Regions from separate parts of the Homo sapiens genome. Here region 2 is linked to region 1. A link is an interaction called in ENCODE POLR2A ChIA-PET data of the cell type or tissue named here. Cell type or tissue: Panc1. All regions are shown on one strand. Each heading gives the region's core, and the rest is flanking DNA. Links, peaks and the distances in the headings are about the cores only.

Region 1 (5,381 bases), core at 56-5,055:
TCAGAGAAACTTCTTTTTACATTTTGGTGTAGCAAGAATAGATTTGAGACCACTGAGGTCATACTGTTCATGTATACTGATTACATTTCTGTATCTTGATGTTTTTCACTTAGTATTTGTATCAGCTAAATTTTAGTACTTTGTTGTACTTATTGTCAATATCCTTTTTATGATGAGAGAATTTTTCACAGCTAGAGCCAATGTTTCGATGAGCATTTTGACAAGAAAGACAGAAATGCCCCATTTAACAAATTTTGACATGAAGTTGCTCTGCAGTAGTTCATAGAACTTCTCAAACCTTCCCCTAATAACTTTATGCCAAGCACAAACTTTCTTTGATATCTGTTTTACCTAAATATGTGACTTAAAAAATTACCACAGAAATACGTGTTTATTTTAAAAAGAACCAGTACCAAAGATGAAAAAGTAAAACTTGAATCCCCCATCACATGCCCTGCATTTTCACTGCCCTTAGTTTGTTGTTTATTCTTCCAGACTTTTCTGGCACAAACACATAGATACAGCTTTGGTAGTCATGCAAATAGGGCTACTTGCTTTCTTCATCTAACTTATTCTGTTAACACTTATAGATCAACCTTGTTTGGTAATAGGTTCAGCATTATTCTATGCTGTGGAGTGTCATAATTTATTAAACCAACTTCCGTGTTTGGATACATAGGGTATATCCAGTTTTTACTTTTAAAATACTGCTTCATTAACTCAATTAAAAATGGACAAAAGGACCTTCATACATTGCTGGTGGGAAGGTAAAGTGGGGTAGCCGTTTTCCAATGGTGCAGCTGTGGAAAACGGTTTGGCAGTTATTCAAAACTTAAATATACAGCTGTTACCATAAGACCCCGCAATCCTACTTCTAGATATATACCCAGGATACTTGAAAATGTATGTTCACTGGCTGGGCGTGGTGGCTCATGCCTGTAATCCCAGTACTTTGGAAGGCCCAGGCGGGTAGATCACCTGAGGTCAGCCTGGGCAACATGGTGAAACCCCATATCTACTATACAAAAATTAGCCAGGCGTGGTGGCAGGTGCCTGTAATCCCAGCTACTTGGGAGGCTGAGACATGAGAACTGCTTGAACTTGGGGGATGGAGGTTGCAGTGAGCCAAGATCGCGCCACTGAAATCCAGCCTGGGCAATGCAGTGAGACTCCGTCTCAGAACAAAAAAAAAGAAAATATATGTTCACATAAAAATGTACATACTAATTTTCATGGCAGCATTATTAGCCAAAAGTGAAAGCAACCCAAGTGTCCACCAACCGACAAATGAAAAACAAAATGTCTATCCCTCCAGTAGACTGCTATTCAGCAATAAAAAAGAATGACGTTCTGACACATGCTACAACATGGTCAAACCTTAAAAACGCTATCCTATGACAGAAGCCAGACACAAAAGGCCACATATTGTATGATTTATTTATATGAAGTGTACAGGATCAGCAAATCCATAGAGACATGAAGCAGATGAGTAGTTGCGAGGTGGAGGGAAGAGAGAATAAGGGGGAAGGAGGGAGCTGAGAGTGAGTGGCTGCTTAAGGGGTATGGGATTTCTTTTTCGGGGTGATGAAAATACTCTGGAGTCAGTGGCAATGGTTGCAAATCCTTGTAAATAAACTTAAAAAACACTGAAATATATGTTTTAAAATGATGGGTTTTAAAACATGAAACAAAACGTGGACATCATATCTCAATAAATTTTTTTTTTTTTTTTTTTAGACAGAGTCTTGCTCTGTCGCCCAGGTTGGAGTGCAGTGGCGCAATCTCGGCTCACTGTAAGCTCCGCCTCCCAGGTTCATGCCATTCTCCTGCCTCAGCCTCCCAAATATCTGGGAATACAGGCGCCCGCCACCTCACCCGGCTAATTTCTTGTATTTTTAGTAGAGATGGGGTTTCACCGTGTTAACCAGGATGCTCTCAATCTCCTGACCTCATGATCTGCCCGCCTCAGCCTCCCAAAGTGCTGGGATTACAGGCATGAGCCACCGCGCCCAGCCCAAAGATTATTTTTAAAATGGACAAAAGGCTTGTGTAGTCACTTCACAAATGAGGATACTTATATGGTCAATAAACATATAAAAAGGTGCTCATTATCATTAGTCATCATAGAAATACAAAGTAAAACTACGATGTGATACAACTACTTAGCCATCAGAAAACCTAAAAAGCCTGACAACACAAAGTGTGGGCAAGGATGCAGAGACTGGAACTGCCTTTCTCTGCTAGTGGGAGTATAAGTCGGTATAACCACTGTAGAAAACTGGTTGGTAGGAGCTACTAAAGTGAAACGGATATAGTCTATGACCAGGCAATTCTACTCGTGCATACATACACCACAGAAAATAATGCTTATTTCCTTAAAAAAAAAAAAAAAAAAAAAAAAAAAAAAAAAAAAAAAACATAAATGTCATAGCAGCTATTCATAGAAGGCCTAAACTTGAAAGACCCAAATGTTCACCAGTCACAGACGAAACTGTGAAATGAGCATAGAATAAAAAATAACTGATACACACAATGTGGATGTATCTCAGACTTACAACTAAAAACCTCTTTCTAACCCCATAAGCTGTACTCAGAGGCTTATGTTGCCATGTGTCACCTGGATCAAATTTTAAAACTGACTTAGTGATTTTAAGTATGCTTAATCTCTTTCCTGATGCCAATATTAATGTAAAAAATATTGAAATATTTCAATTTGAAATATTTGAAATTTACTATTTCAAAATAAATTCATGTGTATTGTAGAAAAATTAGATTCTACGGATTAACAACAACAAAACCCCTCACCCATGCTCCCACCGCACAGAAAGACCTGCTAACACTGTGCCCTGTACTCATCTGGATGCTTTTCTGAGCATTTCAAAAGCTGGAGTATTTTAACCGAATGTCAGCATGCACATACCTTCCAGAGTCAGCACTGGGAGCCACAGAGCAGATGGTGAGAGGTGAGGACCAGCGCGCAGCTTGAGGTGTGAAGCACGTCTCCCACTGGCTAATCTCCTTATCTTCTCTGGAGTGCTGCTCAGCTTGCTTCCTTCCTCCACAGCACTTCCATGCTCCCTGCTGGGCACGCACTGCCATCTGCATCCCTCACTCACCCCTGGAACCTGCCCAGCCCCTCTGTGGAGGGAGGCCTTGGCAGGTTTGACCTCTGTGTCTGCGCCCACTCACTGAGCAGCCCTCACATTCACCTGGGCCACATGTTCTTAACATTTCTCTATTTTGGTCTCCTTGCCACTGTCAGCTTTGTAGAACTGATCAAGACTGTGGGATGAGTGCCTCCCTTTCCCCATTTTTCCACACATAAACTCCTCAGCCTCCACAGGTCTCCCTGTCCCCAAACATGACCTACTTTTTCCCATGGTTGACTCCCCACCACACACACACAGTCCTCCAACGGGACTTTGCTCCTTCAGTTCTCTTCCCACCTCATCAGCAGTAGGATGAAGGCAGGGATGAGGAGGATGTGGCACCTGCCCTCTGGGGCTCACAGGCCTACAGAGGAAATGGGCAGCATTTCTGGCTTCCAGTCCAGGGTAAGTGCTATAAAACAGGCATAAATCCTGAGTTATGGAAGCCGAAAACCAACAGTGATGGCTCCTCATGGTGTGGGGAAGGTCTAGAAAGGGCATGGAGGCCGCAGCTCAGGATCAGAAACCCTGCCAATTCTCTGCCAAGTAGCCCCTCATTCTGACAGTGTGGAAGCGCCCTGGAGACACAGCCTAAGCCAGCACTTATGACATATTTACTTCTTCTCTAAACATTTTAATATACTTTAAATGAGATATTATGAATCTATAAAGATTCTAGCATCTTTCAGTATGACCGTAAAGAAAGGCATACAACTTGTACACTTAAGAGACATGTCATCTCCTCGCAATGAAAGAATCTGACCCAATTCATTTGGTAATTAATTTTATTGATTAAAGTATTACAAAGTTCTACTTTTCATTTTTTCATGTACAATGTATTGAAATGAACTAAACTCAATCACTTATAATATAAAAAGACATTATTATGTATTAGCAGGGTGATGCTTCATAATCATGTATTATTCCTACCTCTAAGACACCAGTCTGTATTATAGAATCACAGCTGTCACCTGTGACTGTCAGAAACAGAAGGTGCAATTGGGATTCTTAGGTTGGTGACAGAATAGCACTGGATCCACAGGCCAGAGACTAGGAGTGCTTATCAAATGAGGTTTTAGGCTCTGAAAGGAAGGAATGAGAAGGTGTGCCGGGACAAGGAATAGCCAGTTCCCATAAAACTTGGGAAACGTAGATTTCTCAAAAGTAGGGTCCGACACAATTTTTTAGTTACTTTTTGAGAAAATTTAAAAATAAATACATTGAAATGCTGATTAGAGAGCGAAAGTAATTTAGGTTGCTTTTTCAATCTGAGGTTGTTTTAAAAAAGTTATTGTATGAAAGGTATTAAAAAATAAAAAAATTATGGTGAATATGTTGGCAGGTAAGATTTGAAGTTCTTTCAGAGAAGATAAACGGCATGGCAATTAAGCTTTAATAATATATTAGTTTTAAATAGATATACATATAAAAATACTTCAAATGATTCATCTCGGATTGAACACTCTTAAAAATTAAAAGGGTCAGCCGGGCGCGGTGGCACACGCCTGTAATCCTAGCACTTTGGGAGGCTGAGGTGGGCGGATCACGAGGTCAAGAGATCGAGGCCATCCTGGCCAACATGGTGAAACCTGTCTCCACTAAAAATACAAAAATTAGCTGGGCGTGGTGGCAGGTGCCTGTAGTCCCAGCTACTCAGGAGGCTGAGGCAGGAGAATTGTTTGAACCCAGGAAGCGGAGGTTGCAATAAGCCGAGATCATGCCACTACACTCCAGCCTGGCGATAGAGCGAGACTCCGGAGTCTCAAAAAAAAAAAAAAAAAAAAATTTAGAAGGGTCTAAAATAAACATTTTTAAATGCAGGGCATTTTCAGTAAAAAGAGTTCATGAAAACCTTCTGTCCCCAGCAGGCATGGGGCAAGAGAACTTTTGGCAGGTCACGGTGGCCAAACGGGATTTTTTCCTGGAAGACTCAGCACTAGAATCCACTTGCAGCTTTGTAAATGTACTCAGGTTTCACATGAACCTTAGAAAACTTGGAAGCCACTGTGTCCCCAGATCTCACTCCCTCCTGGTAGAGCCCTGCCACAAGACAGAACAGATCAAGAGGCACGTGGAAGAAAATATGAGCCCTCCAGGAATTTCAGTGAAAACCAGCTGAGATTCGAGAGTGAGACATGGCTTTTCCAAATACAGCTGGTGTGTGTGAATTCTTACAAAATTACAGGAGCAGCATTGTCACTGTGAGTGAGAGATGATGTGGTCCATTTGAGA
Region 2 (5,381 bases), core at 316-5,315, 260 kb before region 1:
TTTTTTTTTTAGACAGAGTCTCACTCTGTTACCCAGGCTGGAGTGCAGTGGCAGAACCTCGGCTCACTGCAACCTCCATCTGCTGGATTTAAGAGGTTCTTACGCCTCAGCCTCCCAAGTAGTTGGGATTACAGGCGTGCGCCACCATGCCTGGCTAATTTTTGTATTTTTAGTAGAGACAGGGTTTCACCATTTTGCCCAGGCTGGTCTCAAACTTCTGACCTCAAGTGATCTGCCCGCCTCAGCCTCCCAAAGTGGTGGGATTACAGGCATGAGCCACCGCACCTGGCCAGAACATTTGTGATTTCTCTAGCAGACTTTCTCACTCTTGTTTTCTGATTTGTCAGCTTTATACCAGTGAAAAACACCTTCATCCATTGTGATCTGTTTATGTAAAAGAAAGTGCCAAAATGCTAGAAAAATTATTAGCATTAAAATTCTCTCTCACCAGTGATTCATTTTTCTACCACAGCACATCCTAGATTTATATTTTTCAAAGTTATATGAGAAATTTCCCATCTTTGTGATTAGTCAACTCATGACAAATAAGAAAAAATATTTATTCTACGCATTTTTTTTAATATCTTGAAAATTTTAATCAGTCCTCTTACTTGGGTTCTATACTGAGAAACTTGGGTAGTTTAACAAAATACAATTCATTTCCTAAATCAGAGTTGATACTGGGAATTTCTTCTTCTATTATGGTTTCAGAAATTGGCTCTTCCTCCTGCTGGTCCTGAGGCACTCCATGTTCATCCTAAGAAAGGTATCAGAATGTGAGAGATTGAAGACATTAGAAATGTGCTAGCTTTACTCATCCTGCACTAGGCAGATGCAGGTTTGACGGGAAGTAAATTTTTTTTTTGATATGGAGTTTTCACTCTGTCACCCAGGCTGGAGTGCAGTGGCATGATCTCGGCTCGCTGCAACCTCCATCTCCCGGGTTCAAACCATTCTCCTGCCTCAGCCTCCTGAGTAGCTGGGATTACAGGCCCGTGCCACCAAGCCTGGCTAATTTCTGTATTTTTAGTAGAGACGGGGTTTCACCATGTTAGTCAAGCTGGTCTCAAACTCCTGACCTTAGGTGATGTGCCCACCTTGGCCTCCCAAAGTGCTGGGATTATAGGCGTGAGCCACCACCCCTGGTTGGGAAGTAAATTTACACTCCACTTTAGGGATAAAACAGTCAGCAACTCTTCCAAGCTTCTCCCTAAAACCTCACCTCATGCCTACAAAAAAGCAAAACAGGCTGGGCGCGGATTACTGGCTCACGCCTGTAATCTTAGAGACTTCGTCTCAAAAAAAAAAAAAAAAAAAAGGAAGACAAAACAAAACAAATAAAACACAGGAAAACAAGATCTGTTAGCCAACATTAGTAGAAAAAAGTATCTATTTTATTGACTTTTTTGCATAATATATTCAGCAACAGAAGTATGAAATTATTCACCCCATCAATACTAGACAACTATTAAAATCAGAATATCAGCATAGCTCATGCTTCTTGTCATAGGCTTGAATAAGAAAAAACTTTAAATCAAAGGTTTTTATATTACATATTAATTATATTTTTATATTATTTTATATTAGTCTAGCCCCTAAAGTTTGGCATCACCCTTATTCTGGGTAGTTCCTTCTGTGCCTTCTTATATCCAGAAATTCCCAATATAGCTAAGAAAGTCACCTATTCATCAGATGTTCAGCTATCCACGTCCTCTCTCAACATGAGAAAGACAGATTCATCAGCCTCTGAAGCTTTCTTTTTTAGCTTTGAATAATGGGATTGGTTGATATTGGTGATCGTACTTACAATCAGCTGTCCTGGAATAGGTGGTTGATTGCCCTCATCACTCTCAGAAGAAACGTCGTCTATATCTCCAAACAGATCCATGGTCCCACTAGGATCTTCGGTGTTGGGGGGAAATGCACAGTATTAATTTTTCCAACTAAAGTTCTTTACACAGTTAGTTCTTGGTCCACCACTTCAACATAGTCCAAAGATTCATAAGCCAAATCTCCACTAAACCAACCTCAAACTGGCTCCCTAAGCCAGGTTCTCAGAAGCTTAACTAACTAGCGTGTCTTTGGAGAAAGGAGGAGGCAGAGTTGGTGGGTGAAAGGTAATCACTGTGGCAGCCAGCTTTCAAGGTTCCTGCCCATCCTAGTGATTCCTGCCTCTGGTTTCCATGCCCTTGTGTGGTCTCCTCCAACACTGTGTCATGATTGATCTATGTGATCAGCAGAATACAACCTGTATTCGAGATGAGGCTATGAAAGACACTGGCTTTTCTGTCTTGCTCTTTCTGTCTTAGGTCACTTGCTCTGGGGAAAGCCACCTGCCATGCCGTGAGGACATTCAAACTGCCTATGGAGAGGTCCACATAGTGAAAAACTAAGGCCCCTGCCAAAACCCATGTGAGCCATCTTGGAAACAGATCCTTCAGCCCTAGGCAAGCCCTTAGATAATGTAGTGCCAGCCAACATCTTGACAGCAGCCTGCAAGAGACTCTGAGTTAGAAACAACCAGCGAAGCCATTCCTGAATTCCTAATCCTCAGAATCAGCATGATAATAGTAAATGCTTATTGTAAGTGCTGAGTTTGAGAGTGATTTGTTTTTATGTTTTTTTTTTTCTTTTTTTTTTTTTTTTTTTTTTGAGACAGGGTCTCACTTCGTCAACCAGGCTAGAGTACAATGGTGCGATCTCGGCTCACTGCAACCTCTGCCTCCCAGGTTCAAGCAATTCTTCTGCCTCAGCCTCCCAAGTAGCTGGGACTGTAGACACACACCACCATGCCCGGCTAATTTTTGAATTTTTAGTAGAAACAGGGTTTCACCATGTTGGTCAGGCTGATCTGAAACTACTGTCTTCAAGTGATCCACCCGCCATGGCCTCCCAAAGTGCTGGGATTACAGGTTTGAGCCACTGTGCCCGACCAGTTCTTTAGAGAAGTTTTACTAGTGTTTACCCTTTAAAAAGCTTAAGGTTCTATAAAAATGTTACGAACCTTTCCTAAATTCCTGGCTTTTAAAAGTGATGCATCCATAAGTGAGCCTAAGTACACAAACTTGTGGCATCAGGAGCCAGGGCCAAAATGTGTGCATTACTAGAACATGAAAAGCACCATTGCTTAGGGCTATCTTCCTAGTTACAATGTCTGAGTCATGGCCAGATGTGGTGGCTCATGCCTGTAATCCCAGCACTCTGGGAGGCTGAGGTGGGTGGATCACCTGAGGTCAGGAGTTGAGACCAGGCTGGTCAACATGGCGAAACCCTATCTTTACCAAACTTACAAAAATTAGGCAGGCGTAGTGGCACATGCCTGTAATCCCAGCTACTCAGGAGGCTGAGGCACGAGAATTGCTTGAACCCAGGAGGTGGAGGTTGCAGTGAGCCGAGATGCAGAGCGAGACTCCGTCTCAAAAAAAAAAAAAAAAAATTGCAAGTCAGTAAGTTAGTGAATAGCTAGATGCATAATTTGTACAATTTTATAAAGTTTAAGAAAAAGACATTTGCAATGGAGTTATGCTGACTCTTTTCCCTTGTTTGAATCCCCCAAACTGTCACAAAGTATATTTGATGGTAGCTTTGATTGTGATTGTGGCTGTCTAACAAAGACATCTGTTAACCAACACCTGCCAGGGCTCCCGGCTGAAATATGTAGCAACAAAGGAGCAAAATTCTGAACCAAAACAGAAAGAGTGCTTAACAGCATTTCACAACAGTGCTGCTCAGGACCAGCCCAACACTGAATGTATCTGCACTGTGCAAGAATGTTCATAGAAGCCTATGTTGTCCATATTTATCCACAATTGTGTCATATCTTTTTTTATTTTTTATTTTATTTTATTTTTTGAGACGGTGTCTCACTCTGTCGCCCAGGCTGGAGTGCAGTGGCACGATCTTGGCTCACTGCAAGCTCCACCTCCTGGGTTCAAGCAATTCTCCTGCCTCAGCCTCCGTAGCAGCTGGGATTACAGGCACCTGCCACCACACACAGCTAATTTTTGTGTTTTTAGTAGAGACGGGGTTTCACCATGTTGACCAGGCTGGTCCTGAACTGCTGACCTCAAGTAATCCACCTTCCTCGGCCTCCCAAAGTGCTGGGATTACAGGTGTGAGCCACGACACCCAGCCTAATTTGTGTCAAATCTTAAATCATTTGGCAAAGTACACATGAGCACATAGTATTTCATTCAGTTGGAGTTTCTTGGGTGTTTTCTTTAAGGTATTTGCAGTTGCTGCCCCTTTCTTGAACTCTGAGTACTAGAATCTTTTTAATTCTCAATATGAGTGGAGGTTTTTAGCTATAAATTAAATAGGAACTTGGCCTGCATAGCCACTGTGTATGGCCCAGAGCTGAGCAGACAGCCATAGTCATTTTATTATTTGCATACTGGGGACTAAACAAATGAGTAAATAAATTGAGGATATTTGAAACCAGGCTTTTTGCTTTTGGAGAAGGGGACAGAAGAGGCAATTCAGTAGGAGTCTGTATTAAGGGAGTCTGAGCCACCTAAACAAGAAACCTTCTCATGCCTTCTGGACCTCATTGGGCCGAGACAATAGATTGGTAAAAGACTGCCATACATACGCCCAATCTTACGGCTTCCTGGGACAGAAAATGCCCAGTTCATTCTGAGAAGCTCAGCCTGTGTAGTTACTTGATGTTCCATGATTAAGTGTTAAAAGGGCCTGTCTAGGCTGGGTGCGGTGGCTCTCGCCTGTAATCCCAGCACTTTGGGAGGCCGAGGCGGGTGGATCACAAGGTCAGGAGATTGAGACCATCCTGGCTAACATGGTGAAACCCTGTCTCTACTAAGAAAGTACAAAAAAATTAGCTGGGCGTGGTGGCAGGTGCCTGTAGTCCCAGCTACTCGGCAGGCTGAGGCAGAAGAATGGCGTGAACTCGGGAGGCAGAGCTTGCAGTGAGCCGAGATCGCACCACTGCACTCCAGCCTGGGGGTAGAGCAAGACTCCATCTCAAAAAAAAAAAAAAAAAAAAAGGGACTGTCTACAAAAGAGGACATGGATATGTTTCAAATCCCTAGAGACCTGTACTCAGTTCTCTTGCTGATTCTAACCGCAGGGTTCAGACAGCAGTGATATTTGCCACAAACACACTGAGCATTATCAGATATGCTGGGTTATTAGGCCAAAGTGGAAGAGCAGTTTGCCCTGTAGCCTGGAATTACTGCAGAACAGTCTCTTATTCTGGTCCTCACTTTAAACAGGTAGCATCTCTGCCTTACTTGGCAAAAGGTCAAAGTAGCATAATGAAATAAAGTGTACGTTGGCTCCTAAATCCAGAAAGATCCACCAAACATTCTTTTGCACTGGTAGGTGGTTTAAGGTACAGCACCTTATCCTTCATTTTGGAGGGG

What was found. ChIA-PET counts read pairs that join two places held together with the same protein. Peaks named below come from ENCODE experiments on the same cell type or tissue, not always from the same donor. Only the 100,000 strongest peaks of a DNase experiment are listed, where the experiment ranks them.
Region 2: POLR2A ChIA-PET joins it to region 1 with 10 read pairs; 3 of 35 experiments call an interaction of 5 or more read pairs at or near these places.

Annotation. Positions count from the first base shown.
Region 1 is chr15:52,188,402-52,193,782 of GRCh38, forward strand. It overlaps GNB5 (G protein subunit beta 5), which reads right to left and starts at 2,991. Exons shown (of 13, transcript NM_016194.4): 1 at 2,921-2,991. MYO5C (myosin VC) reads right to left here. Exons shown (of 41, transcript NM_018728.4): 41 at 3,921-5,381. All of the region lies in intron 2 of CERNA1 (competing endogenous lncRNA 1 for miR-4707-5p and miR-4767), which reads left to right. RefSeq lists an enhancer at 3,089-3,588. In Panc1, for the core only: no CTCF peak of the experiment used is centred there; no DNase peak of the experiment used is centred there.
Region 2 is chr15:51,928,722-51,934,102 of GRCh38, forward strand. The region is part of intron 1 of LOC112268148 (a long non-coding RNA gene); the gene reads left to right. Among named protein-coding and RNA genes, the nearest start is that of LEO1, 40 kb to the right of the region's middle. In Panc1, for the core only: no CTCF peak of the experiment used is centred there; no DNase peak of the experiment used is centred there.